Linked DNA regions of Homo sapiens: region 2 is linked to region 1. A link is a loop called in an ENCODE intact Hi-C map of the cell type or tissue named here. Cell type or tissue: mammary epithelial cell. All regions are shown on one strand. Links, peaks and the distances in the headings refer to the core of each region. The heading gives the core; the rest is flanking DNA. Region 1 has its middle 98 kb from the start of HAO1. Region 2 has its middle 170 kb from the start of HAO1.

Region 1 (5,389 bases), core at 123-5,122:
GATATTATATCATATTATGAGACTTTAGAAAACATTTAGTTCTGCTTCAGGTGACATATCTCATTAGAGACAGAATTATTTTAAGAATTTAGATTTAGATTCTCACCTAACTCTTTCTTCTGTAAGTCACATTTCATCATTTTAGTCTTTCTTCAACTCTTTGAATGAATGAAGTTTTCCTGCAGTCACTTCTGTTTCCTACCAGTTTGTTATTAAGTTTCTTGCTTTCTGATTGATTGCTTCTGTTCCTTATATTTCTAAACCCAGACTGTCAGATAAGGTCTGCAATGCCCAAACACCAAGCCACAAAATCTTAGTTTGTTTGAATTCCTCTAAGATCAATCTATCTTCAAGGAGATTGGCATTCAAATGTTCAGAATGGACTTGTGGGGAAAGAGTGAAGAGCACATCTCATCTAAACAAATTTGAAAAAAAGAGATGGACTTTCTTGAGCCTGGTGCTTATGAATGTGTGTCCTCTTCTCCCCTATGAAAATTTCGTTTGAATATCATTTTAAAATAAGCGTAGAAACTATTTTCCAAGGCCCTTTCCACATACAGGTGGGTCAGTATTAACACATTATTTGTATTAATAATTCAGTGTTATCTCTCATAACTAATATGCTGCAAATATTGAACGGGGGAGCAGCTGTGTAGCTGCTCACATCTGAAATAAACAAAGAGCCAGTGTCTGTAAAAAGAAAGAGCTCAATTCATAACAAAACTGCATATATTTCTAATATAGGAACTATAGCTGCTTTGCAAAGTTCTCTCTAGAATAGTGGGAGACGTTATTTTACACATTCAGCATTCACCAGCTTTAACTTTCCAAACATAACCTGTTTCAAATATTTTAGGGATATTTTTTGTTCTGTTTTGTTTTTACTTTCCCTAAATTGGAAAGCCAAAGACTGCCTTCTGGGGGTCAAGCACTTGATTGACAGTAGAGCTCTGGTCTGAGCAATCAGAAGGTATCAGGCAATGGTGCAGACAGGAAGAAGCAGAGAATCATCAGGTAGAAAAAAGGCCAGAGGCCCTGGGCTTGAAGTCTTGCCCCATGTCAGAAGTGAGGTCTGAGTAGGCTGGGATCAGGGCCAGGGGAAGGCACATGATGGTGGGATGTTGCAAGGGAGTCAGAAGGAGTTGGGAAAGGAGCATACAGAGTGCTGGAATTGTCTTGGGTGAGACAGACTTTTTCTATTGGGGTCTGCATGCAAAAATCCTGCCAAGTCTCAGTCCTAAACTTAAGTAATCAGGTTGGTGGAAGGAAAAACTATGAAGGAGGTAAGGATTGCTGCCAACATTCTGCCATGACTTTTCAACACCCCTTAGCTCTTTTGGCAGATTCTCTCCATCCAGGTGTTCAGACCCCCACCCTCCCTTTTCCTGAACTACAGCTTCCAAGGTCACCCACATTGTAGTATCATTAGGTATGACAAGCTTCATATGCCAGACTTTTCTCTCCTAGTTTTTCTGCTTCCCCCAAATCTGATTCCTTCTTTGCTTGTGCCCTTGATCTTTGTTGAAGTTAATTTGACAACTGATGGGAGCTGGAGTATCAATGAGTGATAATGTCTCAGTGTTTCCTTCCTTTCTGATCACATCTGTACTCTTCATCATGCAGTAAAGCAGGACTTCTGGAACTGGGCAGGAGAGAGGCCTTTCCTTAATTCCTTCAGATTGTAGCTTATTACTTTGCCCATGAATGGGGGCCGAAAGGATAAAAAAATATACCTTTCCCTCATCCATCACAAAGGCCATGACTAACACTCCTATAACAAAAGACAGGTTAGCAAGAGAAACACATCACACATTTATTTAACAAAGTTTTACATGACATGGGAGCCTTCAGAAATGAAGACCTGAAGACCCAGGGAAAGCTGTGTGTTTTTATGCTAAGTCTAATGAAAGAAGTGGATAGTTGTGGAGAAACATGATTTGACAAAAAAGGTATGATCTAATGGTAATAAACTGGGGGAAAGAGGAGACCCTAGCAAGACCTGTTTGTTCAGATTCTTCCTGATCTCTCTGTGTAGCATTATTTCCCCCTGGATATGGGGCAGGACCCTCTGGAATGAGGGTCTTATGGCCTACTTTCAAGGGAGGTAAGTCAGAATGTGGCCTTTCTAAGTTTTATGGTTTGCTTTGGGGTAGAGGAGTTCTAATTTCTATGACCCACCTTTGGGAGAGGAATCTGGTTTCTATGACATGTCTTAGAAGACAGAAGAAAGAGGGAAAAGGTTGGAGATACCTTGTTGCAGAGGCCTTTCCTATCTCCTCCATTTCAAAGTACTCAGCATGCCAAGATGTCATACTTGGTAGTATTCTGCTCTAAGTCCCTACAGGGCAAGCTTTCAGAGTATGAACTTAGCTGTTAGAGTGGCTGTGGTTTAGGAGAAGTAGAGGGAAGGATGGAGTTTGCTAGAGGGGAAAATCATTCAGAAACTGGATGGAGAATAAAGACCTGTAGAGCTGGGGTGGGAGCTAGGTTGAGAGTGTACATAGACAAGCTTTGAGGGATAAACACAAAATATTGTAAGGACATCATGAGTGGCTGAGGAAATTCCATAAGCCATTTTTTTTAAAACCATGGCTTGAGCTATTGGATTTCTATAGGATGGTTTTTCTCTTCTACTCTGTGAGTATAGCCCAGCCTTCCATTCTTCTAATGCTCATTGGTTCTGTTACAGAGTCTGGGGATGGAAAAGGTTGCTTAGGTGTCAGCCAAGACACTCCCTCTGCTTGGGGGAGAGCAAGCTGCCAGCCCGACTATCCGCTTCCTGCCAGCTTAAGGAGCTTATGACTCAGATTCAAGCAAAACACTGAGCTGAAGCAAAAAGGGAGGGAGGGAACCTTAGCTCAGATGAAGGCTCTAGGGCCAAACTGCATCACTGAAACATCCAAGTCAGGGAAACCCATCAGACCAGGAGGCTATGTGATTTTGTGTTTGTCCTCTGCTTCGAAAACCACAAACATATGCTTACACACAACTCCATTTCTCTCCTACTCATACAGACATATTTCCCCCTGAGCTGAAATCCTGAGGCTGTTGCACCCTCCTGCAGGAAAAGCTACTCTTGGGAGCTGGTCTGAGTATTAGCCATCTCTCAGATTCTGTGATAGCAGAGAAGTCTTCACCAGATGTTATGATTCAGCTGGTGTGTCCAGTTGTCCCTCCTTGCCTTGTGTTGCCCGAGTTTCCATTTCTCACAGAAGGAGGTGTTGAGGGAAGACTACAGACTTATTCAGGAATAACACTGAAATCCAGACACATGTGTTTCAAAATCCTCTGTGATTCCAGTAGCTTCCTGGATATTGCTCTGGTGGCTGAGCTGCTGCCAATGTTGACTTGCTGGTCATTTGAAAGCCAAACTCTACCCCTGAGGAAAGGTACTGGATGAATTATAGAAATCTCTATTCTTTCTTTTCTTTCCTCCTTCCATTACTCATGTACATACCCACATCCCTCCAGCTCCTTCCAGTTGTCTCCTTGTGAGTAAACATTAGTCATTTTCTACAAGTTCCTTACCTCCATTCACTAAAGAGGAATGTGTAATCTCTTTGATTGAAGTTGAAAGTACTGACCTATGTACTTTTGTGTTAAGTATAGTTTATAGTTAATACTACACACATACTCCTTCATGTATGATTGTATTTAATATACATAATCTTCCTAAAATTCAACTTTGGTCTATGTCTTTATTTTTTGAGAAATCCTAAAAACTCTCAGTCAACTGCCTGGGGCCAGATTCCTTAATGCCATTTGGAAATCTTTATGATCTGGACATGACTTAAGCTTCTAGTCTCACCTCACTTAGCATCACTCCTTAAACTGCCTGAGGCTGGTCTCCTTAATCCCCCAACCCAATTTAATTGCCCCTCTCTTTGAAATGCCTTCTTCTAACATCTGTCTAATCCCAAATATTTTTAAAACCCAAGCCCACGTCAGTTCATTATCTTTGTTGAGGCAAATTGAAGGAGAGGGAAGAGGATAAGAATAAGAAGAAATAAGAGAGAACAGAGATAAAGAATAAATAAATGTGTTGAAGCTTAAGGGGAAAGAAGCCCGGTTATGATGTGTGGTTTCCTTGGGAAAGTCTGGCATTATTATACGAAGTTCATTATAGACAGCCCCTTCTTCCTGCCAACACTTCAAGAAGCTCAGAATACAGATTTATCAGTGCACCAAGAGCTGCTAATCCCAGTCAGAAAAATCTATTATTTTTATTCGAGGGAAATCATATTTTCCATGCTTAACAGTGACAGATATGTGGGATGTCAAATTAGAATCAGATGGTAGTTTAGTGGGCATGGATACCATGAAAGTGGAATTAGTTGGAAGAACTAAATTCCAGTTACAATTTAGCCTGATAGTTATATCTCTTTCATCCTTGAGGACTCTTCAATAGGGGTACCAGTGGATCTAAATTGTGCTAGACAGGTTCTCAAGGTTATATCTCTATGCTTCCAAGGCTGATCAATGCTGTTTCTATCAAATGCATTTCTTTCTCAAGTATGCTAACACTGTCCCTCTGGGAACTATCCAGGCTTAGATGGAGAGTCTCCTGCCTCTTTAAGGTATGTATCTCTACTCTAATCCATTACCTGGGAGCTTCACTGTTTAATAATATTACCAGTTATGCCCCATAGTTGGTTCCAGTGAGGCTCTAATACTAATTAGTTTTATATAGTACTTTGTCTCTAGTAGTTTCTCAGTAAATATCTGTTGACTAATAATTTGTTTACCACATTTGTAGGCTATTGTATATTCCCTTGTCTAGAAAAGGCCAGGAGTATAATTAATAATTCAGAGTTACTGGCTGAAATTTTCCAAAAAGCTTCAGATCAAGAATGAGATCATTGGAGAAGGGGAAATGGGTAAGGCACACAATATAATTTTGCTTTAAAATACAATTAAATGGCCGGGCGCGGTAGCTCATGCCTGTAATCCCAGCACTTTGGGAGGCCGAGGCGGGCGGATCACGAGGTCAGGAGATCAAGACCATCCTGGCTAACATGGTGAAACCCCGTCCCTACTAAACAAAATACAAAGAATTAGCTGGGAGTGGTGGCGGGTGCCTGTAGTCCCAGCTACTTGGGAGGCTGAGGCAGGAGAATGGCATGAACCCGGGAGGCAGAGCTTGCAGTGAGCCGAGATGGTGCCACTGCACTGCAGCCTGGGCGACAGAGCGAGACTCCGTCTCAAAAAAAAAAAAAAAAAAAATACAATTGAACAATTTATATTTTTCTTGATGTAAAGGACTTCAGATATATTGAAACTAACCATTTCTTATTTCATAAATACATTAACTAAGGCTCATTTATGTTGATTGTGTTGCTCAAATTCAAAAGAATGGTCAGTGACAAAGTGGGACAAGATTCCACATCTT
Region 2 (5,389 bases), core at 267-5,266, 69 kb after region 1:
TCATTTGATGAATTGAGAAAAATGAAAAACTGAAAGCCAAATTGGAAGCAGAATTTCATTCAGATCTTTTTTATTAAATATATGTGTGTATGTCTGTGTGTATCTGTGAGGGGCATAATACGTGGATAACATATATTATTTAGATCCAGTAAGTCTTTCATTATACATATGTGTGTGTGTGTGTGTGTGTGTGTATGTATTAGACTAGAGGATACATATTCAATTTTCCTAATTTGTCAACATATTTTTAAATGGATTTTTGTTTGCTCTTTTTCAGTATTATGTGGAAGCTTATGTTATTTGGGCACAATTCTTCATTTTCTTCTGTCTTTATGTGTCTAGCATGGATGGAGAAGATTAGCTTGTCTTATTGACTTTGGGCCTGGTCGTGTAACTTGAGCTCTCCAGTGGAATACATGCAAGTAGGCCAGCTCTCAGGGAGATTATGAGAAGCATTTTTGTTTCTACTGCCCATTGAGCTTTGGCATGTAAATGTCACAAGAGCAAGGCATTCCAGATGGGGTGGGGCTTCAGCCTGGGTAAAAAAATGAGAAGCTAAATGGAACAGTTCGAAACCTGCTGTGCACTTGGAGCAGAGCTGCTTCAGCTGACCTACTGAATCACAAGCAAGAAATATAAGTTTGTTGTGAGCTGCTGAGACTTTGGGGTTATTTATTACTGCACCAGAAGTCCAGTAGTGTATCTTGTACCCTGTGTATTTTAAAAAATTCTCAATCCATGATAAAGTGTGTAATTACAACTATTTTTAACAGAATTATTTTTAAACTTGTTTTGCACCAGTGAATACTCTTAGCTATTTATATAATTGGAGAGAAGCAGAGTTCTGCTTTTACAAAATTTGTTGAGGAAAGCCATACACAACAAAGTATGTTCAGAAATACAAAGATTAGAACTATATAATAGTATATGTAGTTGATTCTGAATTAATTTTCTAAAATAAGAAAAATAAAGTACAAATACAAGAATTAAGAAGTAGAACAAACTAGGTTGTAAGTGATAGAAACCTAACCATGCCATTTAGGCCACGGGAAAAAATATTTGAAGGATATTGGGTCTCATATAATTTTTGGAAGGGCAAAGAGACATCTGGTTTTCCTAAACAAATAGAATCAAGAACTCAAATGTACCAGAATACTCTTCCTCACACTCTTGTGTCTGCTTCTTTCACCGTATCATAACTTTCATTTCTCTTGCTGTGAACTGTCTTCATCAAGCTTGTTCAACCCATGGCCCATGGGACCCAGGACAGCTTTGAATGTGGCCCAACACAAATTTGTAAACTTTCTTAACATATTATGAGATTTTTTTGTGAGTTTTTTTAATTTTAATTTTTTTCTTATTTATTTATTTATTTTTGGCCATCATCTATAGTTAGTGTTATTATATTTTATGTGTGGATCAAGACAATTCTTCTTCTTCCAATGTGCCCCAGGGAAGCCAAAAGATTGAACACTCCTGATCTAAATGACAGATATGGCCATGGATACCCTCTCAAGGAATATGTTAATGCTTTGCAAACAGGGAGAGACTTTTCCTCATTCCTTTGTTTTGAAATAGAAAATTCCAAATTTAGTTCTTTTGTTTGGACCCTGTTAGTGTCTTACATTCAACTTTAGGCCAACTGGCTCTGCCTGGGGGTAGTGTAATATAACTGAAAGTCTATTGTAGAATTCCATGACTAAAAACAAGTGAAGAAAATATTCCCTAGGAGATGTTATTCACAGAAAAGAGGATGCTTCCTTGGCAGAAAAAAAAAAATAGATGACAAATTCATAGTATTTGAACAAATAACCCCAAGCCAAGTGAAAGTTTATTATATGCAATTCATATTCAAAAGTCCTTGATTAGGTTTTATGTCAGTGTGTTTCTCAATATTGTTCATGGATAATCTACATAATAATCACAGGAAAACATAATGGACCTAAGTTTGAGAATCTCCACTTTAAATTTTCTGATGCAAAAGTATTTTGTGAGATCAAAAGGAGAAAAACAAGAAATTCTGCTATCTGATGATGACATCAGCATGAAACGATCCCTTTGTTCTTCACATAAAGGACATGCAACTGTGCTTTTACATTTTCTGGTGGCTTATTTGCAATATTTGAAGTAAAATGGCTCTAATTATGTTTTCCTTTTTCTTTTCCCCTTTTAAACCTCCCTTTTCTCACAACTCACTGCACATTTATTGACTAAGACTTTCTTTCCTACTCTCCTCTATTCCTACGGATGCATTTTCAGTTTACTCTCCAACTACTTTCCATTTTCCATTTGCATTATTAAAATACAATCTACAATTCTGTATCTGAAACCCGTGGGCCCAGATGTATTTTAGAATTTTTTTTGTCCTTGAGAAATATCCCATGTATTAGTGAGGTCTGAGTCAAGGCAATACAATACTCCATATTCAAACACATTAATATTTCTGCAGTGAAACTAAGTGGGATAAATATTACAAAAAACAAACAAACATAAACCTTGTCAGTGAAGGTCAGCTTTTGCCATGAATAAGTTACCGAAACCTTGAGGTTTCAAACTGTTGATACTTGTGAATTGCAGATAAGAGATTGCCTCAATAACTAGCCTTATTTCTTGCCCTCAATATAACTTTCTGTTTCAAAGAATATTTCAAAGATGCGCATTTATTTATGAATAAATGGACATGAAGGGAAATATCATGATGGACAAAACAAAGAATGGGTACAGAGAAAGAAGGCCATCAGTCTGCAGGCTGAGTAAAATTTACTAAGTATCACTCTTTAATTTGGAGTGTTGTTATGATATGGAGGAACTGCTGACAACTTATTTCAGTCTCAGGTGTTTAAATACCCTACATATATTTGGGGGGCAAGTTGTTGAGATATTTTCCTTAAAAATCTTATACCATCTCTATTGGTGATGGTGAATTTTCTTGCATATTCTCAATACTCTGTGTATTGGCTATCTCTCTATTTCTTATCATTCTCTCCATTACCTATCTGTCTTCAATCTTATCACATCCTGTGTTAGTTGTATTTATTACCTGTGTTAGTTGTATTATTATTGCTGTGTAACAAATAACAAAAACACCTCAGTGTCATATGACAATTTGGGTTTATTGCTCACATGTCTGGAGTCATCTGGGAGTTGGCCGGGTGACTCTGCTGAACTATGCTTAACTTACATGTCTGGGCTTGCCTGGTTGTTGGCTGATCTAGACTCTTGGCTCAGGCAACTGTGCAGCTGGAGCAGCTTGGCTCTACTTCCTATGTATTCATTCTCCAACATGCTATCTCAAGCATTTTCTCATGGCAATGGCGGAGGCATAGTAAAGCAAGCCCCAGTGAACAAGCCCATTTCTAGATTCTGCTTGTGTCACACCTGCTAACACTCCATTGGCCTAAGCAAGTCATATGATTGAGCCGAAGTGAAGGGACAAATCACCCCATCCCCAGGTCGGTGGCCCAGAAATGTTACATGGCAAAGGATGTGGATACAGAGAGAAATGAAGAATTGTAAGAATCCTCACAGTCTTCAACTCTTCTCTCCTCTGGACTTCCTTGCTTAACCTCTGATACAGTTTGATATGGTCACAATTTATTTCTTTCTGTTTACAGTTCACTCCATGCAACCTCTGTCCTGGCAATCTTGAATTATTTCCCGCTCCTATATACACACCATGATTGTCTATGCTGTTCCCTTTGCTTATGGTGTTTTCTCCTCTCCCAATTTAATCCTTCAAAGTCTGGCTGAAATAATAAAGTGTACATGAATCTTTCCCCGTGTATGATAACTCTTTGTATGCAATGCCCTGTACTAACCAACAAACTGAAGGTAGGGTCAGTGCCTGCTTCATCTCAGTATTACCCACTATGCCTTGAACAAATAGGGTCATGAAAAGAGCATGGCTCACTTCATAAATAGAAGGCCCTACCAAAAGTTTATCATAGAGGAAAAGATTAGTAAAAATGTAAACTGTATGGAAAAATTTTCACTTCTTTTATGAGTTTAAAAAAAAGAAGAAAATCAGCAGAAGAGAATATATTTTACTGTTTAGTTAGGGCTTAGATCATAGCCCACATGGCATTGGGCATAAGGGTGGGAATATCATATTTTGTGAAGCCACTACAACTTGTATTCAAATTCTGAAATGATTTCACTTGATTATTTGTATAAACTGAGGTAGGTTATGGATGTTCTAAGGACTTATTTTTTCTTTTCATACATTTATTGTGAGAATTAAATGGGACTTTTAATTATGTCCCATTATATTATTTATAACTAAAATGTACATATATAAATTATGTAGGGCAACTGACATTATAGGCATTGAGAAATGTCAATTTTCATTTCCTTCTATTCGTTCGAAAGAAAGGAAGTTAAATAACACGATCAAGTAATAATTTAATCTTTTCTTTAGCAATTTCACACACTCAGTGTAACACACATTTACATTAATTTCCTATTCTTTACCAGCTCTCTGGAGAGTCCTGTGGCACACATACAGGGAAGAGTGAGGCACCTCAACCTCTGCACACCAATGATTTGTGACAATGGTGGTCAGCTCCTGTAACATCCTCTGTCTCAAGTATCTGTCTCATAGTCCAGATGGTTGGCAAAACATAATCTGAAAACCTACGAAGTTGCTTTTTATATCTGGAGATGGGCTGATGTTTGATGTCCTGATCTAGTACATCAAAATCTTGTGGAGAAACCACGAGTCTGTCTCTTGTCTGCATAGAATTCAAGTGGACTGCCCTTGGGCCAAAATGATTTTGCAGCTTCAGAAGCAAAAAAAGAAGAAAACTGACAGTGGCTCCAAAGTGACCCTAAACCCACTCTGTACCTTGTTCTGACATTGCTCAGCTACCCAGAGGTTTGATTTTAGTCTTCTAGGCCTCAAAACAACCCTCTAATGGCCCTATGAAAGTGATTTATGTGCAGTACAGGAATAACACAATACCAGTTCTGTGGCCAAAGAGAAGTGAATTGTTAACCTTGGTGCTTTGGGTTTTGGTTTGTCAATTACGTAGAGAAGCTCCCGACAGTATAGTTGTTGGTCAGAAATGAAACACCTGGCAATCTGCCACATCCTGTGGAGTTGAGATCTTGCTTTTGATTTGAAAAGCAGCATCATATTTGTATTTCCACTTAAGTGACTTTCAGCTGCTTTTGAATCACCTGAAGTTGAATGAAAGTATATTTTACCAGGTGTTTTCTAAGCAAGATTGCTTAGAAATCTGCCAGAGTTACTGGGAACTGATTTGTTCATATGTGTAATCATGAATGGGCTCACCAATTTCTAAAAACAAATGATAAAAATAGAAAGACATAATAAGTCTACAGTAAACTAATTCTTTATACTTTTTCATGAGAACAGGTTAAATCTATA

What was found. A loop is a pair of places that touch in the nucleus more often than their neighbours do. Peaks named below come from ENCODE experiments on the same cell type or tissue, not always from the same donor. Only the 100,000 strongest peaks of a DNase experiment are listed, where the experiment ranks them.
Region 2: it touches region 1 in a loop (3-fold over the local background); 4 of 110 quality-filtered maps call a loop at or near these places.

The regions. Positions count from the first base shown.
Region 1 is chr20:7,839,504-7,844,892 of GRCh38, reverse strand. No RefSeq gene overlaps it. Among named protein-coding and RNA genes, the nearest start is that of HAO1, 98 kb to the left of the region's middle. In mammary epithelial cell, for the core only: no CTCF peak of the experiment used is centred there; DNase peaks (open chromatin) are centred at 2,782 and 3,482; H3K27ac peaks cover 2,932 bases.
Region 2 is chr20:7,770,379-7,775,767 of GRCh38, reverse strand. No RefSeq gene overlaps it. Among named protein-coding and RNA genes, the nearest start is that of HAO1, 170 kb to the left of the region's middle. In mammary epithelial cell, for the core only: no CTCF peak of the experiment used is centred there; DNase peaks (open chromatin) are centred at 3,187 and 5,057; H3K27ac peaks cover 2,243 bases.